2 separate regions of the Mus musculus genome follow, and region 2 is linked to region 1. A link is a loop called in an ENCODE intact Hi-C map of the cell type or tissue named here. Cell type or tissue: heart. All regions are shown on one strand. Links, peaks and the distances in the headings refer to the core of each region. The heading gives the core; the rest is flanking DNA.

The links. Peaks named below come from ENCODE experiments on the same cell type or tissue, not always from the same donor. Only the 100,000 strongest peaks of a DNase experiment are listed, where the experiment ranks them.
Region 2: a loop joins it to region 1, with 4 times the contacts of the local background. A loop is called at or near these places in 7 of 42 quality-filtered maps.

What each region holds. Positions count from the first base shown.
Region 1 is chr14:120,334,170-120,339,545 of GRCm38, forward strand. The region is part of intron 2 of Mbnl2 (muscleblind like splicing factor 2); the gene reads left to right. Among named protein-coding and RNA genes, the nearest start is that of Gm52122, 17 kb to the left of the region's middle. In heart, for the core only: no CTCF peak of the experiment used is centred there; DNase peaks (open chromatin) are centred at 2,462, 2,872 and 3,612; H3K27ac peaks cover 1,849 bases.
Region 2 is chr14:120,385,305-120,390,680 of GRCm38, forward strand. It overlaps Mbnl2 (muscleblind like splicing factor 2), which reads left to right. Exons shown (of 8, transcript NM_207515.2): 4 at 87-287; 5 at 3,596-3,859. It overlaps Gm26679 (a long non-coding RNA gene), which reads right to left and starts at 3,596. Exons shown (of 3, transcript XR_003951152.1): 1 at 3,530-3,596. It overlaps LOC115486414 (a long non-coding RNA gene), which reads right to left and starts at 3,439. Exons shown (of 2, transcript XR_383782.4): 1 at 2,017-3,439. In heart, for the core only: no CTCF peak of the experiment used is centred there; DNase peaks (open chromatin) are centred at 2,147, 3,607, 4,297 and 5,127; H3K4me3 peaks cover 794 bases; H3K27ac peaks cover 1,224 bases.

The sequences.
Region 1 (5,376 bases), core at 120-5,119:
CAGAAATCTTGACTCCTGATATGGCCTCGTCCAATACAATGCCAGGAGACTTGCTGAGCACTTCTTCCATCCTACCTTTAGAATTAATTCCTACCTCAACTCCGGGAGTCCACTGCTTACCTGCCTCTCCACATAGATAGCTGAGTGACTCGGCATCACTGTCTCCTTCCACATCCTTGTTTCCCATGCTTTTTTATTTTGTGGTAGTGGGGATTGAACACATGCTGAGCCAGTACTCCATCACTGAGCTGTGTCCTCAGCCCCATTCGTGTGTCTGTTGCCACCAAGTATTCTCCTTCTCAACAGACGATATCATTCATTCAGTTGATTAATTAAGGACCTTAATGTAAGCCCAACTTGAATCTGTTCTTAAGAGTGACCCCCCCCTCCCCCATAGGAACATAGATTCGAATATGTAGTCATCGGGGAGTGGTACCGTTAGGAAGTGGGTCCTTGTCGGAGTGGGTGTGGCCTTGTTGGAGGAAGTGTATCACTGGCTTTAAGGTTCCAAGGGCCCAAGCCAGGCCCAGTGTCTTCTCTCTTCCTGCTGCCTTCAGATCCAGGTGTAGAACTCTCAGCTCCCGGCATCTCTTCACAGCATTAGAACACTAAGACAGAAACTTCCATGTCTGCTCTACTGCAAGACCTGTTCTTGTCTTTTTTTAGTGTGTATTTATAATTGCGGTGGGAGGACTCCCTTCTGCCCCCCATACACGTTTACAGTAACAAGTGTAAAGTCATAGCGCTCATGCCTGTTTTCAACCGTCTCCTGCGTCATCCGTGAAGTCTGAAGCCCCTTGAAACCCACTGTAACCTGGACTCAGCTGTATATCTGGCCCAGTTGACTCTGCAATCACACGGGTGATTACAGAGGTCTCTGCAAGACCTTTAAGTTAGCTCTTCTTTTCCCCTGGGATGGTCTTCATCCAGGTAACTGTAGCCTGGTTCTTCACTGGAGTCTGGCATGAACTTGAATATCACAGCCCTATCCACACTAACACAGAACTCATCCTTAAGTGGTGCTTCCTGTTTGTCGGTTACCCGTTTTTCTCCGGGAGAAGGAGGAGCCACGAGGTAGGAACTCTTTTCTTCTGTCCCAACAACTGGCAGCTGTTGCCTGCAGAAGGACATAAAGAAATATATCCCCAAGTTTTAAACGTAGAACTATTCTGATAAAATCCATACAACCTTTCTGGCTACCTGTTTTCCAAGTTCCCCATAATCCATTATAAATATGAGCAGTAAAGGCTCCGCACAAAGATGGTCCTTTGATTTACATCCCAAAAGACACTTGTACGTCGTGCTCAGTGATTGTAGCTGTTCCGGCAGGAAGGATACATGGAGACTCAACTCAAGTGTCATTTAAAAGCTACTAAAATGGAAGGAGCAGGCTGGGTTTGCGGCCCAGAGGTGGCATGCTTGAACAGCATATGTGATTTTCAAGGTTTGATTGCCTGTGACACACGCACATGCACATGTGCACGGGCGGGGGGAGGGGCAGTGAGTGTTTTATTTTGGGTCACCTTGGGGCATCTGTACAGTTATCCAAACTTGTTACAGACTGAGGCTGGCGTTAATCACAATCATGTTTTGTTTTGTTTTTTCTTTTTCACCAGTCATTCTAAAACTAGAGCATTGACCTATGTTTTTCCTATGAAGTTAAATTCATTCAATTCAAAAGTTATTATTATTATTATTATTATTATTATTATTTTATTTCTGAGGTTTTTTTTTTTCTTTTCTTGTTTTCCCGATTACCATACTTCTCTTTTCTTCCATGGAGTCATTATCTTTAAACGATGTTGCTTTTTCTCCATGGTGCCCTGCCGGGGCAGAAGCCATGCCCAGCTCTTATTACAGAGTGCTGCTCCGTGAATTCAAAGGCAAAGATCTGCTCTTCTATTCAGCCAGCCATGAGATGTCTACACCATAAGCTCTCGTCATGTGTCACACATGCTGGAAGTGTCCTCTTACTTAAAAAAGGAAAAAAAAATCACTAATAAAGCTCCTGTTCCCTGAGAGAGAGAACTTTAGACATCCCCGGGAAGTATCCTGTTTATAAATAATGTCAGTTGGACCCATCAAACCAGTCAATTTCCATTTTAGAATGGGAGGCGCCCCTTCTTCCCCTACTTTTACTACAGAGACCCTGAAACCTGGGATGTGTTTGTCCCTGCATACTGGAACAAAGGCCCAAGAAACCTAAGGCAGCTGTCAGACAATGCCAAGTGTATGTATACCATGCCAAGGGACACAGTCCTGGAGCTATAGAGACCAGGCTCGCTCTGCAGGGGCTACGTCACCGATGAACTTCACCTGTTCTGCAGTTTCCTCATGAACTGACCCTACTACTGCTAACTAGCATATTCTTTCCACTTGGATGGATTCAGTGTCTTCCGGCTCAGAGATTACAGCATAGTTGCATTACTCTCTTTCAGCACTGTCGTGGCCAAGAACAACATGATACTCCGAGGACAGCTCCACCCCCTGAGAGCTGACCTTTCAGACTCCCAAGCCTCCCAAACTGGGAGGGAGGAGGTGTCAGCCTAGCTCTTTGTAGTCACACTTAGGGTGGCCATGCTGCCCCACGGACTAGAATTTTAGTGATGTGACCGACAAGCCCTTTTTCTCACAACCTGAGGCTGAATATCCACACTGGGGATTATGCCTTAGAGCGGATGAAATAGCTCCAGCGGGCGAAGGATAAGAAAATGCTTCCAAGGCCTTAGCCTCTTTAAAGCCAGAACGTCAGCTTTCTGCTTGTTTTCTTTTCCCTTAAAGTATTATCATCTTCCAGGACATTTCTTTTAAAAACCAGGATAGTGCATCTGGCTTTTGACTGAGAGCGTTATTAGCTGCTTAAGTCACATGAATAACCCAGCGTTGGGAAGAGGGCCCAGTGGGTGAAGTGCTTCCTGAGCCAGAAGGAGGGTCTGAGTTATTCCCAGCAACCATGTATAAAAGTCAGGTGTGATAAACATGTATAATCCTAACACGGGGGGTGGTGGAAACGGGAATATTCAATATGATTACTTATTTATTTTTGGACATGAGCTCACTAGACTGATTGGCTATGAAGTCCCACCTCAAAATAAACAGATAAGTTAAATTAATGAATAAGGTCAAACCGTGATTGAGGAATGTTACTTTGTGTTAACCTCAGGCCTTCGCTGTACCGCAGATGCACACACGCGCACATCCCACCCCACCCAGAAGATACATTGACCATCATTTTAAAAATAGGAAGCTCTCCCATGGTGAATGCAATATATGTTAAGTTGTTATTAAATATCCATCCAGTTCAGACTCAAATCTCATATGAAGGCGTATTTCAGGCGCTCCCAGCCCTTAGGAAAATCATTAATGATACCAAAGAGATGGTTTCCACAGCTGCCGTGAAACTCAGCTCTGACCCAGATGCTTGGAATCTAAAATTAATCATCTGCAGGCTTCATTGGGCTCTGCTAATTCACGGGGCCCCGTTTTCATTCCCGTTGGGCACCCAGCCTTTCACAGAAGCTGCAACATCTGGAAAATGCTGGGGAGCAGCATCCTTAGTGAGGAATTCCAGTCGAACCAGTGTGTTCTCACTGGAATGCGAAGCCATGAACAGAGAAACTTGACTTCCTGGAGCACTTCAGACAGGTGTATTCATTTCCGTGTTCTGCAAGCAACCATTTAGTCCCCAGCAGAGCCAAGAGCTGAATCGGGTTCCTGAACAAAAAGCTGGGGCTTCTCACAGAGTTTGCAGTTGTTCTGGAGAAACAATGACAGGGCAGCCACCAACTCAAGATCAGAACAGGTTGAAGTAGACACCAGGCCAGAAGAGCTGCTGAGCAGACACACAGTCCACCCTCCCTGTGACCTTGGCTTTGTTTGATTTGCAAACATAAGCAAACCTTGCACTCCACTCGCCATTCCTTCTAAGTGCCTCCACTAAAACAAAAGGGGGCCCAAGCACAGCCAATCCCGGGCACCCAGCAACTGAATTGCTCTTTGTCCAAATAAACTCTTTAAGCTTTTATTGTCCCTCGGTTTACTTTTTAACAAAGGAAAATAACCATAATGTATCAAAGGCCCTATTCATTCATGAAACACTGAGTGTCCAGTGTGGGTGCCCTTCAGCCAGGCATTGGAAATTAGTGTGTTGACCTCATGTGCTGTCATTCTCTTGGGGGGTGGGGGGCAACACACAAATCAACCAGATATAGGTTTCTTCTCCTTCCAAAAATATGTTTCTTGTTTCCCACCTTCTGTTGCAATGGAAAAGAAGCAAGGAATTCCAATGGAAATAATATCCTTAGGGACAGTGTTATGCAGAAGTGATTGCTAGGGAGGGAGCTGCCTTCAATGTGTTGCTTTCAGGGCTGAGACCTTGAGGAGGGGGAGTGGGAGGAGGAAGAGCAGGAGAGGAAGGAGGAAGGGGAAAGGGAGGGGGAGGAAAAAGAGGGGGAGGGGAAAGAGGAAGGGGAAGGTGAGAGGAAGGAAGAAGAGAAGGGGAACAGGAGGGGAAAGAGGAAGGGGAAGGGGAGGGGAAGGAAGAAGAAGGGGAGGGGGTGGATGTCCTTTGAAAAGAAGCTTTACAGGTGCTGAGAAAAGGAGATGGCCCCATGGGATGGAAGTATTTGCCAGCCCCCGGGAACAAGATACGCAGACAAGAGGGAGTGAAATCATGCAGGCCTGGGGAAGTTGGAGAAGGCATTGGGGACAAGATGTTGGTGATGACATAAAGAAACCATGTCTTGAAAGCAAACAAACAGGCAGAACCAGTGTCAATCACTGTCCCACTGTGGACATCAGCTCCCTGGAGCCCCGTAAGCCCTCTGCCCAGGCCTGGGTGTGTATCAGTGGTGTGGCATTTGATCCTCAGTATTCCAAAGTCTGCAAAATGAAGCCTATCCACCTGCCAGGTTTCAGTTCTTTTAGTATGACTAGGGTTACTTCCAGCGGGTGATGGAATTTGGTTATATAAAGAACAAGTAGGACGTCTTCTTATAATTCTCTTGGCTTATTCTAGGTGATAAGAAAAAAAATTTTTTCTTTAAGCCTTTACTTTTTTTTTTTTTTTTTTGAGACAGGGTTTCTCTGTGTAGTCCTGGCTGTCCTGGAACTCACTCTGTAGAACAGGCTGGCTTTGAACTCAGAAATCCACCTGCCTATGCCTCCCAAGTGCTGGGATTAAAGGCAAGTGCCACCACTGCCCGGCGAGCCTTTACTCTTAAGGTGGTATTTTTCTCATGAAATGTTGAAGCTTCTAACACAGTTGCTATTAATGTTTAGTCAGTTTTTTCGTTTCCTTGTGCTAATGACCTGGCGAGCCTATATGAGTTAATTCTGAATTAAAGTTAATTCAGGAATACATTCAGCAGTTCCTAT
Region 2 (5,376 bases), core at 152-5,151, 51 kb after region 1:
ATGACTGAGTGAATTCTTGCTCAAAAGACTCTCACTAGTAAGTTCTGCACTAAAAGAGTTTTTCCTGTCTTGTTTTCCTTCGACAGCCCACTTTTCCTGTAGGTCCCACCATAGGGACAAATGCGGCTATTAGCTTTGCTCCTTACTTAGCGCCTGTCACCCCTGGAGTTGGGTTAGTCCCAACAGAGGTTCTACCCACTACACCGGTCATTGTTCCCGGAAGTCCACCGGTCACTGTCCCGGGCTCAACTGCAACTCAGAAACTTCTCAGGACTGATAAACTGGAGGTATTTCAATTATGTTCGTGTTTGGAGATGCGTTGATGATAGAAGTGTCTGACTGTGAGAATGGATGGATGCTTGTAAAATAATTTCATCTTGCAGAGAAAGGCCACATTCACGCACACACTGCTGCAATCTCATGTATTCACAATTCCATGCTATAAAATTGATGCCCTGTATAAAGGAGATTATCCTAGAGGCAAAGAACAACTTTGATATAAGCAAATGCCAGCTGCTTGGGTTCTATGTATAAGAATAAAACATTAAGCTAGACATGGTGGCCTGTGTTTGTAACAGCAGGGCCAAGGAGCTGGTGTGAGGAGCCTGCCACAAGTTCAAGGCCAGACCAGGTTTCAGAGAAGTTCACTGTGGGCTACAGAGTGAGAGCCTGTCTTGAAACACTAAATAAACATCCACCAGTAGAATATGGAAGTAATCAGGATGCAAGCCAGAGAGTTGGTCTTAAGTGCTGTGTACAGTAGAAATAGTTTTAGTGGACCCCAGAAAGTTCTGGAAATGGTCAGAAGCCCAACAGGCCAGGGAAATGGGAGCGCCCCCAACAGTTCTATGAATCAGCTGTGGATGCTGTTGCATGTCTTAATGGCTTTATTAGTAAGTAGGAGAAAGTGTAGCCTGAGTCAATTTGGTTACTGATCTGGTGTCTTTAAAGTAAATCCAAATGTTTTATAATATTTGAAAGGGTTAAATAGATATATTTTTACACATACACTTTTGCATTTGGATCAGGTAAATCCTCCCGGACTTTGTTGAATAAAATTTTTCTTTAGTCAGAGCCAAGGGTTCTCCTATTAGTCTTGCTTCACACTCCCTGTGACACACGATAGGGCGTTTCATGTGGTTATGTAAAGATTCTGGTGGATTTCTGAAAAGTTTCCTTTAATTCCACTATTGATTAGGATTGTTAGGTAATCTCTGTATATTTAGAATACAGACCTGTTAAGGACTATTCTCCCAGTGTGCATGAATTTTAAAACTAACCAAATATATCTTGGGGGCAAGAAATGTTTATTGCTTAGCCCCTGGCGAATGTTTTAGACTTCAGGATGTCAAACAACAAATATTTTCAAAACTACATTTTTTTTTTTTTGCTTAGTTTGTCCAGAGTACAGTGATGTTTAGCTGAAGAGAATAAACGAGTCACTACTGTTTGGGAAACTTTAGGCTAGCCTAGGGCTACTGAGATCTGTTCTGAGAAGGGAAATGTTTTAGCCTCTACCTGCTGGGGCTGAGGGAGCTTAGGTGCTCAGGGTATGACAGCAAAAACCAAATAACATGAGAAAGGTTGAGAACTAAAGGTCTTTTCTACAGGATTGGTAGACAAGACACCCGAGACTGGCAGATGACCTTACAGATCAGCCTTTGTCCTTTACATACCAGGACAGACACACAGAACATCTGTGAGCTCCAGCTAGACCTGTGAAGGTCAGATAGGCAGGACTCAGAGCTTCAATAACCCTGGATGTGGTATTCCAGCACGTGGGAGGAAGAGGCCTGGAGATTGGCAGTTCGAGGCCAGCCTCTGCTACATAGTTACTCCGAAGCTGGCCTCGGCTCCATGAGATTCTGTTGAAAAACAGAGTGAGCAAAGCCAGAATCTAGGTGAAGATCTGACTAGATTTTAGTTTAGAAATGTTTGTAACTCATGGTGAGACGTTGGCCAGTACCCAAACAGGAAGAAATTGGGAACGACTCTTGAGATTCAATCAATACTTACCTGTCAACCTGGCTTGGCCACAGGTCAGTGAAATCCTCAGAAATGACTGCCTTGTACAGACTTGAGCTTCTTATCTCTGTCCCTTCAGCAACATCACTGGTGACCAGGAAACAAACCAATGCTTACGTTTCCTGGCTATGGGACCGGAGCCCAGAAGAGGCTACTTCACAATTTTCTGGGCTCTTTCCTGCTGGTATTTATAGCAAGGATGAATTACATAAGTAATATGCAGAGGCTTTTCTTACTTCATACCATCTAGAATGAAGAGTACTCGATGTCCACAGAGTGCATCTGTATAGTGAACTCTTGGCTCTCACTATAGGGTTCAGAGGATAGAGAAGTTCAATTGTTTGAGACCAGCAGTTCTAACTTCTCTGTTCTGTTTGTTTTCATTTTTCTTCTTGCTCTATTTCTCTGTCTTTCTCTCCTTTCTTCTTCTTTGGGAGTGAGCAAAAAATACTACAGTGAGTTTAAAATGAAAGTCTTGATGCTGAAAGTGCTAGTTCCTGCGATTGGTGGTTTTACCTGTGATACCTTTGTAGGATGTGGGGTGGGGAGGGAGGAAACTTCACAGTCAGGAGCTTTGCTCTCATCCTCAGAGAGGTGAACAGATGGGTCATTTCCCCAGAACTGTCTATATACTGTGATAGCTTGGTATACAGGCTAACCATCCTTTTGTACCAGGAACAGATAGCACCCCAAAGATACTATCGTAGTAGGGGGTACCAACTGCGAGAGAGAGAGAGAGAGAGAGAGAGAGAAAGACAGAGAGAGAGAGACAGAGAGATAGAGAATGAGAGAGAGATGTAACCAGCACAGAAGCATTGTAAGACATAGATAGAGTGACTAGAGAGAACTTGAAGGGAAGAAAAGGGGAAGGAAGGGAGGGAAGAGAAGGAAAAATAAATAAAAAGAAAGTATATGTGAATTATATAACTCTGGTCACGTAAGCATAGTAAAAAGGAGGGTGGGATGATAGCAAATAGATGATTGATTGATTGATTGATTGACAGGCAGATAGAGAGACAGACACACAGACACACAGACACACAGACACACACACACACACATACAGATGTGCATGCTGTATAATAGGTAGATATATGCACAGGTTGTATAACTGTTTCCACACAGGCGTTCAAAGACGTAAGTAGGTAATGGAAACAAATACGCTAACTTTGCAAGAACAGTGGTGTCTTTGTTCAATTATTTTTCCTTTGCCGTTTTAGGTAAAGAACAGATTTCAGATTAATTTCTCAATTTTGATATCCACCCTAGAAAAGTGGGCAAAACAAAACCCAAATTAACTCTTTAGCAATTTGGGTAACTTGGGTTCTAGATCATTACAGTTTTACCCTCTGAACCTAAAGACACCATGAAGGGAAATCATCTCCTCCAACTCCTCCTCCTCCTCCTCCTCCTCCTCCTCCTCCTCCTCCTCCTCCTCCTCCTCCTCCTCCTCCTCCTCCTCCTCCTCCTCCTCTACCTGCACCTGGTCCTCTCCCCGACCTACCCCTCCGTTGGCGCGGTGGCCACCAGGCTTTCTTCTGCAGCACTCTGCTCTTTCCCGTTATCTCAGGTATGCAGGGAGTTCCAGCGAGGAAACTGTGCCCGGGGAGAGACAGACTGCCGCTTTGCACACCCGGCAGACAGCACCATGATCGACACAAACGACAACACCGTAACCGTTTGTATGGATTACATAAAGGGGCGTTGCATGAGGGAGAAATGCAAATATTTTCACCCTCCTGCACACTTGCAGGCCAAAATCAAAGCTGCGCAGCACCAAGCCAACCAGGCCGCGGTGGCCGCCCAGGCAGCCGCGGCCGCGGCCACAGTCATGGTAAGTGCGCCCGCCGCGCCCGCACTGCTGCGCCTCCCAGGCCGCGGGTGGTGCTTGCGGGTGGGAAGGAGCTGTGCCTCCGGGCAGCTGGGAGACAAGGCTGCCATTCCCGCTGCTCCGCTGCCTAAGCTCTGTCGTCATCCCCCACCCCTTCTTGTTTTGTTCTGTTTTGCCCTTCCTTCCCTTCACAATAACTAAATCCCCAAGGTTCAGGGAACCCAAGCTGTGAGCTCTGTCCCCTCTGCAATCTGGTCTCCAAACCTCCCCCATCCTTACTAGGATCATGGGTCTAGGGCCTTGCAGTGAACCAGGAGACAAAGCAAGTGGTACAGCCCTATGCTACAGTCAGTTAGGGGGGAAAGGGGTAGCCCTCAGAAATGCCCAGCAACCAGTGACCCCGTCGATCACTAGCTTCTCCTCCCCCCATTTCCCCTTGGCTGGGCTGCCTGCCAACAGGTCAGGGCGAGTACAAGCACAGCAGCCACTCAGGAAAGGATGAAATGGAACTGAGCTAGCTGGTGCTAAAACGAACGACCTAGAAGACCTCTAACCCAGGCTAGCCCTTTAACTCTCCTCACTGTCCCTCAGGAACCAATGCTGCTATCTCTCCTGAATCTCACAGCCTCCTCGGCCACAGGAAGCATTGTCATTTTGACCGTCTGGGAGCCTATAAAGACTCCAGAATCTTGTCTCACCTAGAGTCTCGGAATCAGAAGATTTAGGGCCTGGAAAGACAGCTCAGTGGTCAAGTGTGGACAGTCTTTGGGAGGACTGGAGTTGGCTTTCCAGCATCCACATCAGGTGGCTCACAACATCTGTAACTCCAGCTCCAGGGGAGCTGGTCTGGCTCCTAGTAAATGTACATCTTCAGACACAGACACACACATACACATAACATTTAAACGCCCCCCAGGTGTTCTGTATGCACGCTAACATTTGAGAATCACATGCCCAGACCACTCCTCGGGCTCGGTTGTATTCAGGAATCAACTGAAGGGTTTGGGAAGGATCTACCGTTGATGCCTAACCCTATAGCAGCTGGTACAGTGCTATGGTTTGGGAAGGAACCAGGCCCAGGCCCTCTGAATCTTTGGGGCGACTCAACTCCAGTGCACACCCACAGCTGAAAACCAGGGCACTAGGTTGCAGAGATTTTTTTAATGAATTTACTTTAGAAATCTTTACATGTACAGTGGGCACATCACTCGCACCCATTCATAGAAACCACTTAGAGCCTGCCAGCCCTCGGCACCTGCTGGGTGGGGTGAATGAAGGAGGCTGGTTGCTTTGCCCTTCAGGAGCTTGGCATGTAGAGTGTGAGCAACTGTGCTTGTCAGCCACAGCGTGGGAAGCATGGTGGGCTCCAGAGAGAAGGAAGGACACAGAAGCGTACCCTCCCTGGGCAAGAATAGATAGGACTTCAGAGATGAAAGGCACCTGAGAGTGTAGTCTAGGTGCTGGAGAGATGGCTCAGTGCTTATAAGCACTGGCTGCTCTTCCAGAGGACCCAGGTTCTA